Regions from separate parts of the Mus musculus genome. Here region 1 is linked to region 2. The links are chromatin contacts, found by Hi-C or POLR2A ChIA-PET in ENCODE. All regions are on one chromosome and are shown on one strand. Each heading gives the region's core, a stretch centred on a gene start or an enhancer-like site at or near the end of the contact. The rest is flanking DNA. Distances are from core to core; before and after follow the strand shown. Region 1 has its middle 22 kb from the start of Scgb1a1. Region 2 holds the start of Wdr74 (WD repeat domain 74).

Region 1 (3,226 bases), core at 222-2,721, 330 kb before region 2:
CAGCCATGTAAATGGGGTTGTGGAACCTGCTTGGGTGGTAAGTAGTGATCTAGCAGGGAAGACTTAACTGGGATTTAAAGATTGGAAAGACGTGGGCCAAGCAAAGCCAAGAAAGAGCATCCTGACAGACAGTGAGAACCCTGGTAGAGCATGGGAGGAAAGACTAGCTACATCTAGGGGAGTACAAGGGTGCCAAGATAAAGAAAATGACTTACATAGGGGCTATTGAGGAAGCTGAGATCTGAGATAGAACTTTAGACAGCACAGAAAGTGAGTAGTCATGCCGAAAGTGCCAGGCAGCTGGAAGTCAAGGTGGAGAGGCAGATTTGTAGCCCTGGAGACCCCTGTGGTTGAAATGCAGAACCTGCATGAGAGGCAGAGAAACTGTGAAGAGAAGCGGAGGTGGCTGCACAGAAGCCCCATGTGGGGATTTCCAAAGTAGTAATGGTGTTGCCCTCAGGGGGCAGGAGGAGCGGGTGGGGAGATGAGGAGCACGGAGGAGCGGGTGGGGAGGTGGGAGCACCCACAGTTCATCACGGTTTTGTTTCTGCCTGGACCACAGTGGCGCTCACAGGAGGAGAAGCAGCTTCCAGAGAGGGGAAGGGAATCATTCTGGATTCCGGTTTTGACTTCTATTGTATAAATGCTGAATTTGCCTGCCAAGAAAAGAGGGTAGCAGCACACACCTGTAACTCCAGCACTCAGGAGACTAAGGCAAAAGGACTGCTGAGAGACCCAGGCCCACCTGAGCTACAAGCTGAGATTTGTTTCCAAACAAAACAAAATTCAGGCAAAAAAAACTCAGACATATAAGACCAAAACAAAAAAAAAAAATTTTTTAAGAATTTTAATTTAAAAACAGGGAAGCTAATTAACTAGAAATGACCAGCCTAGAAGTGAGATTAGACATCACACAGGTGGATATGTTCCTCTGAACAAAGGCAGAAAAGAAAACAAAGGGATGTGTTTGAGTTTTTAGGGGAGAGAAAGCTTTTTCTTCACTTCTCCTTGTGGTGTTAAATTGTCACAGCCTATCAACTCTAAATCCAAAACATTCCTAAAATCTATCTCTCTCTACTTCCATCTGTAACCCTCCCAGTGCTCATGAGTTCTCCACTAATGAATTTGAGTCAGTTGCTGCCTCTGCTCCCTTCAGCTCATCTTCCACTATGGCGTTTGTGAGATGAACACATACCCACATACCCAAATACACACACACATACCCACATACCCAAACACATACATACACGCATACACACTAAGCTGCAGCAGAAACACAGAGCGGAAAGAAAGGGATGAACTCAGAGAAACCACTGTGGAACAACACAGATTTTCCCAGGCCTGAGCTAGAGAAGCACCAGCTGCTGGGAGAGCCAGGTGTCTAGACTGGTTACCAAGGCAACCAAAGAGTGCACTAGCAGATGCAGAGAGCACACCCTCTTCTTCACCCTACAGTGACAGGAACGGCTTTATGAGCCCAGTTTACTGGTTCCAACCCATGCGATTTTACTGGTACCACCCAGCACCTGGCATACCAGGGGACACTCTAAAGTGGGAAACAGCCACAAAAGTCACAATGACTAACCCTTACTGCGTTGTTATAGTGTTCCAGGCACTGTGCCAAGTGTTTTACATGAATAAAATATCTATGAAGTTAAGATCAGACATGAAGACACCAAGGTTTAGGGAGATTGAGGAACGGTTAACAGCATTAACTTCCTGTTTGGACAGCTGGCTTGTCTCCGCCCTTCTGCTGAGTGAATGGGCTCTGTGGACTCTCCTAGCTCAGCTCTAAGGTAGGATTAAATAAGATGAGTCATGTTGAAGCATTTTAGCTAATGCCTAGCACAAAAATCATGGTTTCTATTGATCACTATAATTGCTGTTATGATTGATGGTTAGGATGTCGATCAAAACAAAAGCAAACTCATGTCTCTTTCTTACATGAAAACCACCAGTGGCTTCCTGCTCCTCACAGGAAGGTCTCACTATACCCTGCCTGCTGTAAAACACTCCAGCTGTGCTATGCCACACAGAACTTGCTAGACATGCTCTGCATGCTACTGCTGCCTCCCTGCCTAGAACATCCTCACTTTCCCAAAAGGAAGAAAGGTAGGCTGTCCAGCCTAGGGGCTGAGAAGATAAAGTGACTGCCATACAAGTATAAAGAACAGCCAGGCGTGGTGGCGCATGCCTTTAATCCCAGCATTTGGGAGGCAGAGGCAGGTGGATTTCGGATTTCTGAGTTCGAGGCCAGCCTGGTCTACAAAGTGAGTTCCAGGACAGCCAGGGCTATACAGAGAAACCCTGTCTCGAAACAAAACAAAACAAAACAAACAAACAAACAAACAAGTATAAGAAGCTAAGTCTAAAACCCCAGCACTCACATAAAAGCTGGTGGCATTGCTCATAACCCCAGCCCTTTGGTCTTACTGGCAGGCTTTACTGACCACCCCGCTCCAGAGTCTACAGAGTGAGTCCCAGGACAGCCAGAGCTACACAAAGAAACCCTGCCTCAAGAAACCAAACCAAACCAAACAAAAGTCATTGTGGATGATCAAGGAAGACACCAGACATTGACCTCTGGCCTCCTCATGAATATGGACACACACATAAATTCACAGTAAAGGCTGGGGAAGAAACTCCAAGAAAAGCAAATGTCTTAGAACCACTTTTTAGTGGAGTTTTAGTTGTATCAAGGACAGGTCTGGGTCTCATCTCTTTTCTACCAAAACTTCAGGTCAATCCTTGGAACAAGAATGCAGTTTAAAGGAAGCTAAGAGCATAAGGTATTTATGGCATAAGCCTAAGGCAAGATATGGGGTCAGAGGGAGGCTGTTCTAGCCTCGTTCCCTCCCAGAAACTTCCTCATTCCCAGACACTTATCTTCTGTTGTTTCACACCTTTTCCAGTCAGCCAAGTGATGGGACTATTGCTGGTAATTGCTTAGAATCATTTATTGGAATTAGTAGTAGTAGTAGTAGTAGTAGTAATAGTAGCAAAACCAGTAACAAAAAAGGAAAAGAAACCTAATCTCAAGGATAGGTGGCCTCTGATGGATAATTAGCCACATATTCCCATGAAACATGCTCAATGTGTCACAGGCCCAACCCAAAGAGAACAATAGTATAGTTAAGAATTTCTGAGCGCTTCCTTCATCCAGGACACTTTCCCTTTGTAATCTCATGTCACCTTTATGTGACATTATGATTCTCATGGCTCTGTT
Region 2 (3,354 bases), core at 712-3,211:
TTACCAAATTCCCCATCAGACCCCTACCCTAGCTCCCATCCTTTCAACCACCGGGACAGGTAAACCTTACTGGGTCAGAGGACGCCTCTTTGTCATTTTCACACCAGACTCTGAGGATCCCAGAATCCACACATGTGATAAGGGTGCTGAAAGCAAGCAAGAGAATATTGGGATTTTACAAAGTATAAGCCAGGTTTTATGGTGCACAGCTACCAGTGTGGGGAGTAAAGAGAGAACCTGGAATTCCACGTCAGTCTGAGCTACATAGTGAGTTCAAGGCCATCCTGGCTACATGAGATACTAAACAACAAAACATACATACCTTCCCTCCCCCAGCCCCCAGAAATAAACAACCCAACCCAAACAACGATAACATAAACCTCTTCCCTGGAAGCCCAAGCCGTTTCCCAGGCTCTGCACAACTGTGTCTGTGTTCTTCCACACATCTGCCACCCTAGGCTTAAGCTCTAGATTGCTTGCCTGGGCTGTGGCAAAGAGCCTTTGTGATACTCCTTGCTCCTACAGGCTCAGAGCTCTGTCCATGACACTTCCTATTCAAACCCAATACACTCTATTATCTAGGAGATAAGATCTCAACTCAGTACAAAAGCCCTTTCCATTTAATCGCAACCAAATACAATGCCAAACTTACATGTATACTGATGTTTCCTTGACTTCAGCCTCCAAATGGCATTTGTCCTATGTATGTAGCGTTTTAGTATGTTAACTCCTCCTTAGTCTCTGCTCAGTATCTGCTTTTTAGATTGTATCTCTTTTGTCAAGATTATATACTTGTACTTCAAGACCTAGTTCAAAACTCCATTCTATATAACCTGTCTGGAGCTCACCTGTTGAATTACCAAAGCAGCCTTCTTTCTTCATCGATCTAGAAAAGCTGCTCCCAGATTACTAACTTTGGTGACTCTTCCTTCCTAGCCACCACTTTGGAAGCTTCATTATCTTATATTTTTGTCAATCCTACTTAAACACGTGTTCAAAAACATTAAATTATGTGCACAGAACGTTATAAAGGAGCCAGGATAAAAATTCTATCTAGAGGGCTGGTGAGATGGCTCAGTGGGTAAGAGCACCCGACTGCTCTTCCGAAGGCCAGGAGTTCAAATCCCAGCAACCACATGGTGGCTCACAACCATCCCTAACGAGATCTGACTCCCTCTTCTGGAGTGTCTGAAGACAGCTACAGTGTACTTACATAGAATAAATAAATAAATCTAAAAAAAAAAAAAAAAAAAAAATTCTATCTAGAATGCAAACTTTATTAAGGCATGTGTTTTTCCCAAAATCCTTATACTTTTCCTTCATGCTTTCAATCGCTGTCCGATGAATGCATGTTATAGGGATGAACGTAAACAAGAACCTTGGTTTGCAATCACCTATCCCAGTGATTGTATCACCTAAAGTGTTTAACTTAAAGTATTCAGTTCAATCCAAGAGAGCCCCAAACGCTATGTAACCTGGGCTAGAATGTGGGTGGTCCTTACCCATCCGCCTGGGCGAGACCTCGGAACGTGCCTTCCCCGCCTGGGCAGTATCTCTGGCTCAGGAATGTACCCTCCTCAGCATTAAAGTACCTCACGGTTCTGTCCGCACAGCCCACCAAGATCTGCCAGCAGAGAAAGGAATGATGGAAGAAGGGCAAGACTGTCAGGCATCCCTTAGCTCCGGCCCGGCCAGAGGCTGCTCACTTGGGTCTCGCCGCCAGTGCCCCAGCACAGAGCATTCACTGCCTCCTCCCGCCGCGGCTGTCCGGACGGTGTGAAATTTGCCGCATGTTTCCGCTGAAGGTTCACCCCTAAGGGACGAGGACGTCAGTCACGCTGGGGTGACAAACAAGCGACCCCTGCACTGTCCCACAAACAACTCTAATACTCACCTTTCAGGATGCCGGTCTCAGTGCCGACCCACACATGGTTCCAGCGAGCCGAGGCAGTCGCCATCGCAGACCAGCCCGTGGCTTGCACTTCCGGCGCGCCACTACTGCATCATCAGCGAGCGCCGGATTCAGTCTGACAACTCGGGTCTCTCACTCTGTACCCGCCCCAAACTGTCATTTAGCCCCTCTTCTTCCCTCCTTCCTTCCATCCCTCCCCTCTTACCCCCAACCTTCAAAAAGGCACACATTTTAAATCTCAGCACTCTGGAGGCAGAGAAAAGAGGATCTCTGTGGGCTCCGGGACAGCCAGGGCTACAGAGGGAGTTCCAGGACAGCCAGGGCTGCACAGAGAAACCCTGTCTTGAATATACAAACAAAACGCACACACACCTCAAACAGGACATGCTTGTTTAAGGAGAACCAAAAAGTAAGGACCATCTTTGCACTGTCTGTGAAAAGCATAATTTCTAAACTGCAATACTGTGTGGAGCCAGGTCTCTTCCATCTCCCTATTTTGTGTTAATTATATCCCACACTATTAAAAGAATTTCAGAAGTTATTCTCTATTTTCTGACCATCAGTAGGTGTGTCTGCATATGGCTGCACATGGGTGCAGGAGTCCAAGGATGTCAGAGGAGTCGGATCTCCAGGATGAAGCCACAGATACAGATGGTTATAAGTTGTCTTCTAGATTCTGGGAATGGAACCAAGGTCCTGTGGAGGAGCTGCAAGTGCTTTTAATCACTGAACCATCTCTTCTTGAAAAGTAGAGACCTGGTTATGATTTTTATTTGCTCAAATTAAGGCTATAGTCAGAAATTTTATTTCTTTAAAAACCCAGGGGGCTGGCGAGATGGCTCAGCAGATAAGAGCACTGACTGCTCTTCCGAAGGTCCTGAGTTCAAATCCCAGCAACCGCATGGTGGCTCACAACCACCCGTAATGAAAACTGACGCCCTCTTCTGGTGTGTCTAAAGACAGCTACAGTGTACTTTCATGTAATAAATAAATCTTTTTTTTTACATTAAAAACCCAGTCACGTAAATATGGTTTTTTTTTAAATCCCAGGTGTAGCATAAGAGGATGCTTCAGTTTGTCCATAGCTGTTAACTATGATTGTCTCATAATTTAGGAGGAGTATGATTTTTTTGCCAGCTGCAGATAGTTTACATTTGCAATTATGGGGACTCTGGAGAGGGATAAGTGTAAGGGGTCCTAGAGAGGTGGGAGGACCTCTGAAGAAGGCAGAGGCAGCTGCTGCTTCCTACTGCTGCCCCTGGTTCCTGGTGTTGAAGTTTGATGAGAAGCTGGAGATATCCTGACTATGAAGATATCACTGCCCCAAGAAACACGATGTCCCTAATCAGCAGGAAGTCGCCTAGAGACTACTGTTTCTCCTTTCCCCTTTCCCTCTAGCCTTTTTTCTCTCCTATCTAGTGTTGGGGGATTAGAAGGGATTA

What was found. Hi-C counts contacts between places; a loop is a spot of excess contacts on that map. ChIA-PET counts read pairs that join two places held with the same protein, here RNA polymerase II (POLR2A).
Region 1: a loop to region 2 is called in a map of regulatory T cell, with 2.7 times the contacts of the local background. The contact joins the enhancer-like site here to the promoter of Wdr74 in region 2. A Hi-C loop is called at or near these places in 1 of 37 maps with a recorded cell type or tissue (regulatory T cell). POLR2A ChIA-PET finds 5 or more read pairs at or near these places in 3 of 5 experiments (Patski and embryonic stem cell).

Annotation. Positions count from the first base shown.
Region 1 is chr19:9,064,591-9,067,816 of GRCm38, reverse strand. It overlaps a transcript of Ahnak not described here. Among named protein-coding and RNA genes, the nearest start is that of Scgb1a1, 22 kb to the left of the region's middle. Within about 2 kb of position 1,471, at least 1 of the 3 ENCODE cell types and tissues checked has a DNase peak (open chromatin) inside an H3K27ac peak, as active enhancers do.
Region 2 is chr19:8,734,446-8,737,799 of GRCm38, reverse strand. It overlaps Wdr74 (WD repeat domain 74), which reads right to left and starts at 1,961. Exons shown (of 11, transcript NM_134139.1): 1 at 1,895-1,961; 2 at 1,707-1,813; 3 at 1,503-1,624; 4 at 71-146. The coding sequence starts at 1,958.